Linked DNA regions of Homo sapiens: regions 1, 3, 4 and 5 are each linked to region 2. A link is a contact called in ENCODE Hi-C or POLR2A ChIA-PET data. All regions are on one chromosome and are shown on one strand. Each heading gives the region's core, a stretch centred on a gene start or an enhancer-like site at or near the end of the contact. The rest is flanking DNA. Distances are from core to core; before and after follow the strand shown.

What was found. A loop is a pair of places that touch in the nucleus more often than their neighbours do. ChIA-PET counts read pairs that join two places held with the same protein, here RNA polymerase II (POLR2A). Pooled maps may share reads with other maps.
Region 1: a loop to region 2 is called in a map of endothelial cell of umbilical vein, with 5 times the contacts of the local background. The contact joins the enhancer-like site here to the promoter of ATAD1 in region 2. A Hi-C loop is called at or near these places in 2 of 168 maps with a recorded cell type or tissue (MCF 10A and endothelial cell of umbilical vein), 3 of 37 single-sample maps with no recorded cell type and 6 of 50 pooled maps. POLR2A ChIA-PET finds 5 or more read pairs at or near these places in 1 of 52 experiments (activated T-cell).
Region 3: a loop to region 2 is called in a map of OCI-LY7, with 3 times the contacts of the local background. The contact joins the enhancer-like site here to the promoter of ATAD1 in region 2. A Hi-C loop is called at or near these places in 2 of 168 maps with a recorded cell type or tissue (OCI-LY7 and naive thymus-derived CD4-positive, alpha-beta T cell), 23 of 37 single-sample maps with no recorded cell type and 13 of 50 pooled maps. POLR2A ChIA-PET finds 5 or more read pairs at or near these places in 8 of 52 experiments (CD4-positive, alpha-beta T cell, CD4-positive, alpha-beta memory T cell, CD8-positive, alpha-beta memory T cell and 4 more).
Region 4: a loop to region 2 is called in a map with no recorded cell type, with 3 times the contacts of the local background. The contact joins the enhancer-like site here to the promoter of ATAD1 in region 2. A Hi-C loop is called at or near these places in 1 of 168 maps with a recorded cell type or tissue (naive thymus-derived CD4-positive, alpha-beta T cell), 10 of 37 single-sample maps with no recorded cell type and 12 of 50 pooled maps. POLR2A ChIA-PET finds 5 or more read pairs at or near these places in 7 of 52 experiments (CD4-positive, alpha-beta T cell, CD4-positive, alpha-beta memory T cell, CD8-positive, alpha-beta memory T cell and 3 more).
Region 5: a map of naive thymus-derived CD4-positive, alpha-beta T cell shows a loop between it and region 2 (6-fold over the local background). The contact joins the enhancer-like site here to the promoter of ATAD1 in region 2. A Hi-C loop is called at or near these places in 1 of 168 maps with a recorded cell type or tissue (naive thymus-derived CD4-positive, alpha-beta T cell), 11 of 37 single-sample maps with no recorded cell type and 10 of 50 pooled maps.

The regions. Positions count from the first base shown.
Region 1 is chr10:87,531,123-87,533,822 of GRCh38, reverse strand. All of the region lies in intron 4 of MINPP1 (multiple inositol-polyphosphate phosphatase 1), which reads right to left. Among named protein-coding and RNA genes, the nearest start is that of MINPP1, 28 kb to the right of the region's middle. Within about 2 kb of position 1,327, at least 7 of the 41 ENCODE cell types and tissues checked have a DNase peak (open chromatin) inside an H3K27ac peak, as active enhancers do; they include endothelial cell of umbilical vein, where a contact is called at or near this core.
Region 2 is chr10:87,816,791-87,819,490 of GRCh38, reverse strand. ATAD1 (ATPase family AAA domain containing 1) reads left to right here and starts at 1,265. Exons shown (of 10, transcript NM_001321967.2): 1 at 1,265-1,324. It also overlaps the pseudogene CFL1P1. RefSeq lists a silencer at 1,118-1,167.
Region 3 is chr10:88,107,048-88,109,747 of GRCh38, reverse strand. No RefSeq gene overlaps it. Among named protein-coding and RNA genes, the nearest start is that of PTEN, 240 kb to the right of the region's middle. Within about 2 kb of position 1,352, at least 5 of the 41 ENCODE cell types and tissues checked have a DNase peak (open chromatin) inside an H3K27ac peak, as active enhancers do; they include OCI-LY7, where a contact is called at or near this core.
Region 4 is chr10:88,079,063-88,081,762 of GRCh38, reverse strand. LOC105378415 (a long non-coding RNA gene) reads left to right here. Exons shown (of 6, transcript XR_007062225.1): 5 at 1,226-2,379. Among named protein-coding and RNA genes, the nearest start is that of PTEN, 220 kb to the right of the region's middle. RefSeq lists an enhancer at 1,257-1,551. Within about 2 kb of position 1,427, at least 3 of the 41 ENCODE cell types and tissues checked have a DNase peak (open chromatin) inside an H3K27ac peak, as active enhancers do.
Region 5 is chr10:88,270,642-88,273,341 of GRCh38, reverse strand. The region is part of intron 1 of LOC101929727 (a long non-coding RNA gene); the gene reads right to left. It also overlaps a transcript of RNLS not described here. Among named protein-coding and RNA genes, the nearest start is that of RNLS, 310 kb to the left of the region's middle. RefSeq lists an enhancer at 1,692-1,741. Within about 2 kb of position 1,406, at least 7 of the 41 ENCODE cell types and tissues checked have a DNase peak (open chromatin) inside an H3K27ac peak, as active enhancers do.

The sequences.
Region 1 (2,700 bases), core at 78-2,577, 290 kb after region 2:
AATGCTGCCATCTTACGTTAAAATATGGGACTACACAGCTTTAAAAAGCCATACCTTATAGACTATGAAATCTGAAAATATCAATGATTTGAAACCCAACAAAAAGGTAGAAAAAAAAGGTTAACACTGAGAGTTGAGGTATTTAGTAACAGTAAAAAATATTTTATAGTAATTAACTTAAAATGGAAGATCTCGAGGCAAGTAATTATAGACCCAAAATAAATCTTTGAGAAAACATGAAGTAACTTGTTGAAATCCTCGAATCTAAAAAGATTATATTAACAGATATATGGGGAAGGAGACAGTAAAATAAAATCTGGAGATACTTCATTTCTTCAGTGAATTCAATCTGCTTTTCTAATCACAGCTGCTTAAATAGAAATATCTGCTTAAATAGAAATATCTGCTTAAATTTGCTGGTTTTAACTTTAATCCCATTACTATAGTGATGGTGCAAAAAGGAAAATAAAAATCAAGTTCCTAATAAAATGCAAGGAGCTGAATTTCAAGGGCCGGTTATATTTAACTGAAAATTTAACAATTTGCAATCTTCCATTTTTTCCATGAAGTAAAACCATGCTATCAAAATTATGTTGAAAAAAAAATTCAGTGGCACTGAAGAATGTCCCTGATTTAATGTTAATATTAAAAAAAACCAATCTGTATACATACTAACATTCTAACAAGGGGTAGGGGTGGGATGGAGAAAGCAAAAATAGCCTGGGAACTTGGGAAAGTGAAAGTCATTTTGTCAGAAAATATGGATGTCAAAATACTCACTTATAAACTCTAATTCCAAATTTAAAAAAAGGATTTTAAGTCATGTACAAAAAAAAAAAAGGCTAATGTTTTGATAGAAGAGATCAGGAAAAACACAAAGATAAACATTCTATTAAAAGCTTATTATTCTACCACACTGGTGCCTGACTGTCAATGTGTGGAGAAAAGCAGTAAGTAGGAACTCTCTGTACTTTCTACTCAATTTTGCTGTGAACCTAAAATTACTTTTAAAAGTCCATTAGTTAAAAACAAACAAACAAAAAACAACTTACTTGCTCCTTGCTGAGCATATATTGATTTTCTTTAGAAGTGCTTCTCACAGCACTAGTCAATCTGTTTTTAGGAGAGAAACCTGACAGAAGTCTCAAACCGTACTTTATTCTCCTTTCCTATTTTAAGGTTTAATCTTAATTCAGCAAAATAAGCATCTTTTAAAATCCTCATCAGTCTTTTAGTACAGAGATACCCAGTCCCAGGAAACCATCTGCCAGTTTCTTCATCATCGCTCACTGCTGAGCAGTGTTTGTTGATTCCTTCTTCAGTTAGAACAAGAGGCGGTGGCCAAAACGATTTCCTGTCTTAAAGGGTCAAACTCTCTCTTTCAACTTCTTACATTGTTTCACAATCTTACATAAACAGTTATATCATTATACATGGCTTTTATAAAATGTTTTTATTTTCTCTAGACTGTAAGAGCCACAGTGCAATGACTTTGCCTCAGTCATCACTGCCTGACATATAAACATAGTAGCTGCTTTGTTGAATGAATTTTCCTTTCAAGCCACAAGGCATAATCATCCAAAAGAAGTAAAAATGTTTTCCATCTTGCAATGAAAAGGAAGTTAGTTTAATAAATGACGCCATAAAGTTTGAAAAGAATAAGTCTCACAAAGCTCTTGTTTTCATTATTTGGACAATTGCCAAGGGGGGCAGGGGTGGTAGAGGGGAAGGGTGTGTGAATATCTGAAAAAGACATTAAGGACATGTTTGGGCCAGAGAACTATCACATATAATACCAATACCATGTCTGTATATCATATTATACTAAGTGCTTTAATAAGTATTATCTCACTTGATTATCACAATTCCATGAGTCAGGTGAGGTATAGGTTGAGTATTCCTTATCCAAAATGTTCGTGACCATAAATCTTTTGGATTTCAAATTTTTTCAGATTTTGAAATATTTTCATATATATAATCTTGGGGATGGGACCCAAGTCTAGACATGAAATTCATTTATGTTCCATATACACCTTACATACATAGCATGAAGGTAGTTTTATACGATATTTTAAATAATTTTAAAAGTTTCAACTACAACCCATCACAGGAGGTCAGGTGTGGAATTTTTGACTTGCTGCATCACATCCGCACTCAAAAAGTTTTGGAGTTTGGAGTATTTTGAATTTTCACATTAGGGCTAGGCATTCTTCATTCCTCTTTTCCAAAGTAAGGAATCTGCAGCATCCATAAAGCAGGACCAGGAGTCAAACCAAATCCAAGCAACTGCCTACTATGTCATATTGCCTCTACACCACAGAACTGCACCTGCTACTACAAGCCATGCATGAAAATTCACCTCATTAGCTTCTCAGTTTATTAAAATACCATCAGCTACTAGCTACCAAAAATGGAGTGCTCAATTAGTTGCATTTTTCCCTCTGTAATTTATTTGTAGGTGAGATAAGCAAATTATAAGAAAATAAGCAAGATGATGAGGAGGAGGTTCCAAGAACAGCTCCAGTCTACAGCTCCCAGTGTGAGCCATGCAGAAGACAGGTGATTTCTGCATTTCCAACTGAGGTAGCGGGTTCATCCCACTAGGGCTTGTCAGACAGTGGGTGTAGCCCACGGAGCATGAGACAAAGCAGGACGGGGCATCGCCTCACCCGGGAAGCGCACGGGGTCAGGGAATTCCCT
Region 2 (2,700 bases), core at 16-2,515:
TAGTAACATTCGTTAACAATCAGGCTGCAAAATTGTTATTATTATTGAGACAGGGGCTTGCTCTGTCGCCCAGGCTGGAGTGGAGTGGCTTGATCACTGCAGCCGTGATCTCCCACGCTCAAGCGATTCTCCCACCTCAGCCTCCCAAGTAGCTGGGACTACAGACATGCGCCACCAAATCCAGCTAATTTTTAGGTGGTTTTTTTTTTTTTTTTTTTTTTTTTTTTGTAGAGACGATTTCTCATTATGTTGTCCAGGCTGGTCTCGAATTCCTGACCTCAAGTGATCCTCTCGCTTCGGCCTCCCAAAGTGTTGGGATTACAGGCGTAAGCCACCGCGCTGGCCAAGCTGCAGAATTCTTTAGCCATCAAAGATGATGCCTCAAGTAGAAAGGCACAAGCTGCCTTCCTGAGGAACACAGGGAGAACTCTCATTACATCATAGTCTCACCGACTCTGTCTGAAGGAAGTGATGCTTCTCGTATCTCAGGAGTGTCTAATGTCATCTGGCCCACCGGCAGTTTGTGTATTCAGGAGGCTCTGGCTTTCAGGTTTGCTCCCTTGGGACCTCTTGTGTCACGTCGCTCGTTCTGGAAAGGAAAAGGGGTGAAAGAAAAAGGGAAATCACCAAAATGCAAAATCTGTTACCAGATGCCCTATTCCGTCCTAACTACCGAGTCTGGTGGCGTGGGCTGCTAAATCTTTTCGCGGAAAGATTGTCAGGCGCCACCCCGAGGTGTTTGTCAGCACAGAGATGGGGGAGAAGGGTGAGCTCACCCGAGAATTGAAAGGCAGGTGGTGAGGGATGAGGGGTGAGGAGTGGAGGGTGGCCATAAGCTTCTGCGTTTTGGCTAAAGTACAGACACAAAGCCGCGGCGTGAGGGTTTGCACAGAGTGGTGGGAAGGAGAGAATGTATTTGCTGGGTACGCAGAGCATTTCTGCACTCTCAAGAAGGCTGCCCGATTTGTCAGGGTTGCGCCCCGAGCCCGCGAGAAGGGCAGGGACTTTTTGTGATAAGCGCCTTCCCAAAGGTAGTGTCTGTTAAACGCAGAGCCTTAGCGAGTGCTGCTCGCAGACACGCCGGCTTCGCAGAAAGTCTCAGTCTAGCAGGTAGCTTAAGCAGACATCAGGTGCGCGAATTTGCTCTCCCTCACTGTTTCTAAGCCTGGGAGCACGCCCCCTCCGCGCCGGCGACCGCGGGTCGCGCATGCTCCGTGGGAGGGAGTGCGCCGCGCCTCCCGCCGGAAGCGTTCTCTCCCAGGTTGCGTTTCCTTCCTGTGTGAGGCCGGCTGAGGGCACTTGCTCTTGCTGTTTCTGCCCCTGGGTGAGTAGCTGGTTCCCGTGGGGCCTCATGGGATGGTTGTCGTATCCTTCTGAGGTCCTTTAAGGACCGTCTCGGACCTGGGAACCCCCGGAGGAAAGGTCACCCCGGTCTTCTCCCACGCCCTACCTCAGTGCCGCCCCCAAGCGCCCCGCAGCCCTTAGTATCTAGAGGATTAACCTCCAAGGGCGTCCCGGGCCTCGCCTTGGCGTCCGGCCCGGCCTGGGCCCTTAGGGTCTGCTTAGCTCTTCCCCAAGACTCGTGCCATTCCCGAGGGAATCTTTGTCGGCATCCTGGTCACTGTGGGGGTTTGAGGTCGTCCCGGAAGACTTCAGAACCAGGCGAACCTAGACGAAGGCGGCTGGAATGAACCAGGTCTGATTGTCGCACAGGCGCGGCCACCACCTTGTGCAAAATCGAAGGTGGTTCTTCAGGGCCGGGCACGCTTTCACAAAAGATGGTGATGTTAATAATAACCTGCCCTCTTTGTGAAGATTGGCAGGCCTTCATTGTCATAGGCTGTATTCGTAGGGCCTTTATGCCTGCAAAACTGGGACTTTTGAGTTTGAGAAACGATTTGTGAAATACTGCAATGAATTAGGAGAGAAATACTACAGTGAATGCTATGCTATGAATGCTATACATGTCAATAAATTGCTCATAGATGAGGTAGTACGATTTCACGGTTTTCCACTCGGAAATGGAGAACTTAAAATGAAACGACCTGATACCATATTTGCCTAACAAATAACTCTAGGTTATAGTGTTTTAGGATGTTTCTTAGTTGCATACAGCACTATCATCGTATATGTACATATTTGTGTATTCATTTTGTTGAACCTAATGTTTATACAGGATTGAAATACGCTCCCTGCTGTTGTATGCGCATGCAGCTTTTATTGTATGTTCGCTGGTGATGGTATTGCTGCTGTAACAGCCTTACATTTTAGGTATATCAATACCAAATGAATGATACATGAGTGTACAATAAAGTATATATAGTTACAGTCTACAAAACAAGTTTCAGTTTCATTGAAGGATTTTGAAGTAATTTAAAAAGGTAGACTACTATTTTACAAGTGGCCTTAGTAGACCTAAGTCTTTATTACATTAAAAATTTCAGAATTGGGAAGGATATAAACGGGTTTTGTGTGTTGACCTTTTATGGGATTAAAAGTTGTTACTATCTTGATGACTGGGATGTGTTCATAACAGCCCTAATTTGTTCATGTAGTTCAATGAATATCCAGTAGATGACTTGGTTGGTAGTTTTATCACTACCAACTCTAAAACGAAAACGTTTTACTGGAATGCCACCGCTTTTCACAGATTAGGTTAATAAAACCCTTATCTTGTCTAAATTATTTTCCTCTGTGAGT
Region 3 (2,700 bases), core at 103-2,602, 290 kb before region 2:
TAAAAACAAAATTTCTGGGTCATAGGTAACTCTATATTTAACTTTTTGAAAAACTGCCAAATTGTTTTTCTAAAGTAGCTGTACCATTTTTACCTCTCTACCTGCAATGTAAGAGGATTTCAGTTTCTCTACATCCTTGCCAACACATGATATTATCTGATGATGATGATGATCATGATGACAATTGCCATTCTAGTGAATGTGAAGTAGTATCTCATTGTGGTTTTCATTTGTATTTTTCTGATGGCTAATGATGTTGAGCATATTTTCATGTGCTTATTGGCCTGTTTTATATTTTGTTTGGATACATGTTTATTCAAATCCTTTGCCTATTTTTAACTGTATTTTTTTATTGTTGAATTGTAAAAGTTCTTTACATATTCTAGATTCTTATCAGACATATAATTTATAAATATTTTCTACCATTCTATGGGTTGTCTGTTTGCTTTCTTGATAGTGTCCCTGAAACACAAAAGTTGAATTTTTGATGACGTTCAGTTTATTCTTTGGTTGCTTGGGCTTCAGGTGCCATATCTAAGAAATCATTGGCCAAACTAAGGTCACAAAAATTATGTCTTTGAGGATGTTGCCTTCTAAGAGTTTTATAGTTTTAGCTATTACAGTTAGGTCTTTGACCAATTTTATGTTAACTTTTGTATTTAGTGAGAGTCAGAGGGTCCAGATGGATACTTTTGCATGTGGATATCCACTTATCTCACCACACTTGTGGAAAGATTATTCTTTCCCCATTGAATATCTTGGAAAGAAGAAACATTTTTAAGACAATCTTGACCAAACAGTCTGGCCCTGATTAAAAAAAATAATAATAAAACAGCCACCACAGTCTGAGGTATGACAGTCAAGACTGCAGAGATTGGCTGGAATATTTTGTTCCTACCTACGATGTGAAAATTCCATGAGAAGCATCTCAGCCCACCTCTCCTATATATATATTAGTAGGTTTTAACCTTGTTTAGAGTAACTTATCCAATGAGATTGTGGGCTTTTTAATATACATAGTAATATTCTGCTTAAAATGTTAAAAAGTTCACAGACACCCTCAAACAAAAATCCTATCCACAGATCTTTGGTTAAGAATCCCTGCTCTACTCTCCTTCCCACAGAGTTCTACCATTGCCAAGGCTGAAGCGACACCCCTCAGTGCAGCTGACTCACTTTGTGTTCTATTTATTTGTTTGTGTGTAGCCCTGATCTCTCCTTTAAGCTCCACAGTGCCACCTAACTCCTAGATATGTGTACCTTGTGCCCAGGCATCTCCAGCTCAACACATTCAGCTCATCATCTTCCCTCCCCCCACCCAGCTCATACCCCCACTTCCCTTTTTCTGGTCACAGTGCTGTTCTTCCCATCACGCAGGCTCAAATCTCAAAGTCATCTTCACTTCTTCTTCCTCTCACCACCCCTCCCCCAACAGCTAATTCAGTCTCCAGGTTTATATAGTTGTTCCTTTAGCCTAACCACCTGTCAGTACCCTGCCTAGTCCAAGCTCCTATTCTGAGGCCTGGGCTGATGCAACAGATGTCTCTGGCCTTGCTCATTTCTTGCCTTTGGGTTCTATACTTTCTAATTTATTTGAGTGCCAGACTTAACAGGTGAAAGGATAGTTCTGAGCATTTCCCTCTCTGGCTCAGAAAATCTTAATGGCTTGTCGTGGTCCTCTAAATGCAGTGCAAACCCAACTGGTCAGAAGTCCAAGAGCTTCCATTCTCTGACTGCAGCCAACCACCTGGCTTCATCTCCCGACTCTCCCCAGACTCCATGTCCCAGCCAGTAGTGGCACCAGTGACATTATTTGCACCATCATGCCACTTACCTTCACTCACTGCCCTGCCACCATTCTTGGCAAGCTAACCCTGCTGTGCCTTCAAGCCCAGCCCACTGTGATTGCCTCTATGAGGACTTTCCTGATTGCTGCAGGAGGACTCACTCATCTCTCATAGTAATTTACTTATTTTTATGTGACTTTTGCCATTATTGTGCATCTGACACCTCTCTTAGCACACAGCAAAATGCCTTGAGCAAAATGCTTCCTTAATGAATATTGGTCACATTCAGCAGTGATTCTCATAAGGGAATGTGAATCAGAATCACTTGGGGAACTTTTCAAAATACCCCACTTTGGGACCCAGACCTCAATATTTGAAAAGTTTCCACTGATGATTCTGATGTGCATCACTAATTTGACTACTTGTCAAATTAACAAATGATGGTAAAAAATATACTGAACATCTACTATGGGCCAGGCACTGCATATGCATTATCTCATTTAATCCTCACAGAAACTCTGGGGTGGGGTGGGGGAGGTGGTATTATTATTTGTCCATTCTTCAGATGACGAAACTTGCGCTTAAAGAAACTAAATGCTTTGCCTTAGGTGGGTCATGTATAAATAAATGAAGTAAGTGAAATGAAGGTCTCTAAAGGTCACTTACAATCTATTTGAGAAATTTAACAGTAATTTCCCAAGAAAATCTATGTTCAGATTTAATAATTTTGAGCTGGTTTCTCATTTTCTTAGCTTTGTGACCTTAGACAAATTACTTGCCCTATCTGAGCATGTTTCCTCTTCTGCGGAATGAGCATTATACCTACTATTATTGTAAGGTAGAAGGAAGGATTCAGTGAGTTACAATATGTAAAGTACTAAGTGCCTACACACAGTAAACGCTCAATAGGTTA
Region 4 (2,700 bases), core at 178-2,677, 260 kb before region 2:
AAATCTGGATTTCTATGTGAAATCTCCCACTTTTTTATGCTGGCAACTAATTTTCTTTAAACACTGTGCCAAACAAAACATACCTGCAGGCCAAAATCTACACCCTCTGGGCTGGATTTCAATGTCTCTTAAACTCTCAACAGAGAGCATCTTACTGTTTCAGTTCAGGGTAGATGTCTACCCATGGTCCCATCGAGTGGGGTCTGGATATGGAATCAGCTAGAAGAAGCATAGTCTATGCCCATTCTTTCAGCAGGGACTGTGGGCAGGAAACCATTTCCAAAGAAGCAGGCATGAGTTGGTGGCCATACAAATATATATGTTATATTGATAAATATAAAAACAGGAGATTCTGGGGGACCACAAGTTTTTACAAATTAGGCTTATTTTAGGATAAATTCACCCTTGTTAGTGTGCAGTTCTGTGAGTTTTGATATACATATGCAGTCAAGTAACCACTCCCACAATTAAGATACAGAATAATTCCATCACCCCCCAAATTTCTTGTATGCCCCTTTATAGCTAGCCCCTGACCCTAACCTCTGGCAATCACTAATATATTCTCTTTTTCTATAGGCTTGCTTTTTTTCAAAATGTCATATACATGGAATCACACAGTTTATAGCCTTTTGAGTCTGGCTTATTTTACTCAGCATAATGCCTTTGAGCTTTAACCATGTAATTTCATGTATCAGTAGTTCATTCCTATGTATTGCTAAGTAATTTTCCACTGTATAGATGCACCACAGTTTGTTTATCCATTCACCAATTAAAGCCATAATCAACTTCCATGTAGAAGTTTGTGTGTGAACACAGTTTTAATTTATTTGGGGTTACTACCTAGGAGTGAGATTCTGGGTCTTATGGTAAGCATACATTTTACTAAGAAACTATAAAACTCTTTTCCAAAGTGGCTGAACCATTTGACATTTCTAACAGCAATATTTGAAAGTTCCCATTGCTCTGTATCCTCTCCAGTACTTACATGCTCAGCATTTTGGTTTGGTCTGGTTTCATTGTTTCTGAGCTCTTCTGATAGATGTGGAGTACACCCCCATTTTGGATGAATTGTGCCAAATGTGTAGACCATCCTCAAAATCTAAGGTCTCAGTAAAAACAATTAAACATGATTTCTGATATAATGTCTTATCCTTGAAAACCCTGACCCATCCATCTTCAGCACATTCACATGTGTAATAAGGTAAGTGATTTTTAATTCCACCAGGTTTAAAGACCCCTGACGTGACTTATTGCCATTCTGCTACTGAGCCTTGAGAGATTATGGTAAGTGCCAAGAAAAAAAAAATGACTTTGAACTGCTCTTTCACCAGTTAAAAATAACACTGAAACCAAATGTAAACATAAAAGAAGTGGTCAGATTCGGGTTACATATTAACGGTGTTTGGTCAGGCTGGAGCTGAGGCACAGCAGCAGAGAATGCCTTTTACTTATCACTGTTTCCAAACCTCCCTACCTGGACTAGGCTTGACTGGATTTACAAGAGACCTTTTGAAAAGATGCAGAGAAGGCAAGCAGCACACATTTCCTGGTAATAAATTTTAAAGGTTGCTAAAACATTCCAGAGATTTTCACTCAACATTCCTCTGGCCAACACATCTGCAATCTGCCAATCCTTAAAAATAGGTGTTTTTGCATTTTAATCTCACAAACATCTTTGAAAATGCATTTCTTCTCTGCCCCTGTGTTGGACAAATCCAGCTTTTTCCATTTTCTAAAAACCACAGAAATATAATGCTGCTTAATTCATACAAGACTGAGCTAACTGGAGTTAAAATAAAATTTCTGAGAGTTTGTTTGGCTCACTCTTCCCTACCAGATGATTCCATTCTTAAAACGGTCCTGTGATTATATTCTCTCATTACAGAGGTGTCCAGAAAAAAAATAAGGAGTGCAGTTCTGAAATTATATAAAAGCAAAATTATTACTCTAAACGTAAGAGCTGTGATAGATCGTGTCATTGACCATGGTTCTTTTCCCCTGACACACACGTCCCCACCACCCACCCACTGTATCCATATGCCTTTTGCCATATGACTTTGCAGCTCTCCCCACTAAAGGGGCAGCCATGCGATTTGCTTTGGCCAATGAAATGAGGCAGTAGTGGTGGTATCCTAGTTCTGAGCCTAGGTCTCAAGAAGTCTTATGTGTTTCTGCTTATCCTCTTATACCTCTGCCATCACCATGAGCCAAACATCCCCCAAGTAGCCCACTGGTCCCAGGACAAGGAGGGAGACATGAAGCAGAGCTCATCCAGCTGCTGCAGCCCCACTTGACCCAGAGACCTACACTGGGAAGCAGAGCTGCCCAGTCAAGTCCAACCTGGATGTGTGGAACCCCAGCCAACCTGATGCATGAGCAGTAAGTGTCTTTTTTAGCCACTGAGATTTGGACTGGTTTGCTTAGAAGCAAAAACTAACTGATATAAGTACATCCCTGAATTGTTGGCTTTACCTAAATATATATATATATTTATATATACAATATAAAAAGATACATAATATATATAAATATATATTTTATATATATATATATATATATATATCAGTTACTTAGCATTTTAGAACTCTGCATGCTTTCTACATGAGGTTACTTCCAAAGGCAAAAGGTGCTTTAAAAAATTGTAAAAGGAGAAACTTAATAGAAATACCAGCGTCTGTTGGAAGAAAATCTCTCATAGTT
Region 5 (2,700 bases), core at 157-2,656, 450 kb before region 2:
TCAATGTCTTCAAGGTGGTGGGATTTTAAAAAATTTTCATTTCTTTCTTTATATTTTTTCTGTATTTTCACAATGAGCAGTCAGGCAGCCAATTGGCCTTGTGTTGAGGTGCTCCAGAGGGCAGAACCAAGACTAGCAGCAGTAGGAAAGTGATTGAAGCTAATATCAGTAAGAAATTTCCAATAAGCAGAGCTTTTCAATGTGGAGCAGACCTCTGGGAGTTTCTTTCTGCCAGCCCAAAATGTTTCCAGCAGAGGCTGGGTGACCACCATCCACAGTGATCCACAGTGGGGAGAGGTCACAAGAACAGTGCATCCCAACCCTGGCTGGGCCACAGCATCACCCGAGGGAGGATAGAATGCAGATTCCTGGGCCATGAACCCTATCTACCTGGATTGAAACTCCAGGGCTGGGGTCTAGGGATATGTATTTGCCTTAAACTTCCCCAAGGAATTCTAAAGCAGCGAGACAAAGTTTCTACACCTGAGAATCCCTAGATTAGAGACTTTCAAGGCAGCTTCCAACTTGGAGATTCAAAGCAATTTTGCAATTCAAAGGTCTAGAGACTATTTGAGTATCTATCTTAAAAAAACGAAGACAACAGTATAGATGCAAAGGGAGGCACGGCTGGGGTTGAAGGATGGAATCATTTGAAGATCAATACTTTTTCATTCATTTATTTATTCAACCACCAATGACCAAGAGCCTGTGCTGTACCAAGTTCTTCATGTAAAGCACTTGGGATATGTTAGGGATCAAAACCGTTTCCTGCCCTCATAATGGTCACATTTAGGTCAGGTTAACATAAAACGTAGATTCTTGGGCCCAGGAATGACTGAATTAGAATCCCTGGAGAGGGACCCAAGAATCCATATTCTATAAATGTTCCCAAGGTGCTGCCTGTATACACTAATGCAATGTTGTTTTTCAAAATATGGGCTTTGACTCATAAGTGGTTTGTTATAGTAATTTAGTGAGTCAAGAAGCTTTTTTAAAAAATTAAAATAACAGAAAAAAGAACAGGAAAAGGAAAGGAAAATTAGAATGCTGACACATGGAAACAGTAACTTGTTTCATAAAGCTTCTGTTTCTGTGCCCTGGGCCACAATGTAAACTGGGTTTCAGATGGAAAACCATTGCTAGAAAATATGATATATAAAATACATCACTGCTCTAGTCCTCTCTAACCCCTGCACGCAACAGTTCTGTTTTAGTCCAAATCTGGAGGTGAGATGCTGGGGCACACTGACCACCTTGAGGAGGGACAGGCTGTTCTGGGAATTTGACTCACTGGGAATATCCCTGCTATAATGCCACTTCCTTTTTCTTTTGGATTGAGCCTAGGGCTGCACTCTTGCACAGATGGTAAAGTCTCCAGCACATGTTGCATCATTTTCTCTGGTAGACATGACAGAGCACTGCACACTATCTGTCCTGGCCTTCGTGGCAGAGTTAGAGCCGCATACAGAAACGAACTCCTGGGACCCATTGCTTCCATTTGCTAGGCTGCTTTTTAGGGGAACAAGAGAGCAGGTCTTATACAACCAATTTTCCAGGCCAAGTCCTGGGTATTTGATTTGGGCCCTTCATATCAGGTCAAAACCATATGCAACCCATACTTGGCAACCAAGATGAAAGATACCAATTGTTTTAAATAAAAATGAAACCGGACGGGGTGAACAAACCCACATAAGACAAGCTGAAAAGTCCTCCCAGGCTCTCTGAGAACCCAAGAGCCTGCTGTGCTGAGCAGACCAGGGATGTTCCTGTGGTTTACTTGTTTGCTGTCACGGAAGTTTTGCTGTCACTAAGAAGAAAAATCCAAAGGCTAATTCAGCATAAATGGTCCCCTTGGCTGCACTGAGGGCAGTCACAGGTGAGTCATAAACAGTGTTGAAAAGTAGAGATCCACCCTAGAGGCCTGAGACATGCTGCTTTTATCTCCAGCTCAGAGCAAGAAAAATGTCTCAGAAGGAACTGAAAATGGAATTACTCAAACTGAAAACTGCTGTCCTCACCAGGAGGATTCCTTTCCTGACCCAAGTCTGGGAAGTGCCACTGGTAAACCCCCAGAAATGAATTTGCTCATCAGTGAAGGACAGAGCTAGATATTCTCAGATGTACCCAGTGACATTTTCGCAGCATTAGAAGCCAAGCCTCCTTCACCTCAAACCAAATCACTGAAATGCTTGATTCTGTGCAGCTGTGGTAGAAATGCCCTGTATCAAAGGCAGGCTCCAGTACCACAAGCCAAAGATAAATAACAGAGGAAATGATCAAGACCATGACCTCTTGATGACCCCCTGGAGCTAAATCTTTGCTAGACCTCAGAATATCAAACAGGCCACCAGCCCGCCAAGAGCAGTTCATGAACAGTGTGGAAGCCACCTCAGCCTGCGAGAGCCTGGCTCTCTAGAAACTTGAGACATCCCAAAGGAATTTCTTGTTTTATCCTCCCAAACAGGGGTTTGTTAATTCTTTCTTCAAGTGAAGAAACCCTTTCCAAATAAACGTACCCAGAAAAGGTATTTTCCATTTACTTGGAAGTTGGGGTTGTATGTATCTCTTGTCCGGTGGTGAACTATTAGTATTTTGAAAAGTGTGTTCTCCCACCAACTAGCAAAAAAAATGAAACAGAAATACAAGGGCCTTCTCCTACTGGAGATTTTGATTATAGATTCAAACAGGCAAACATTATGG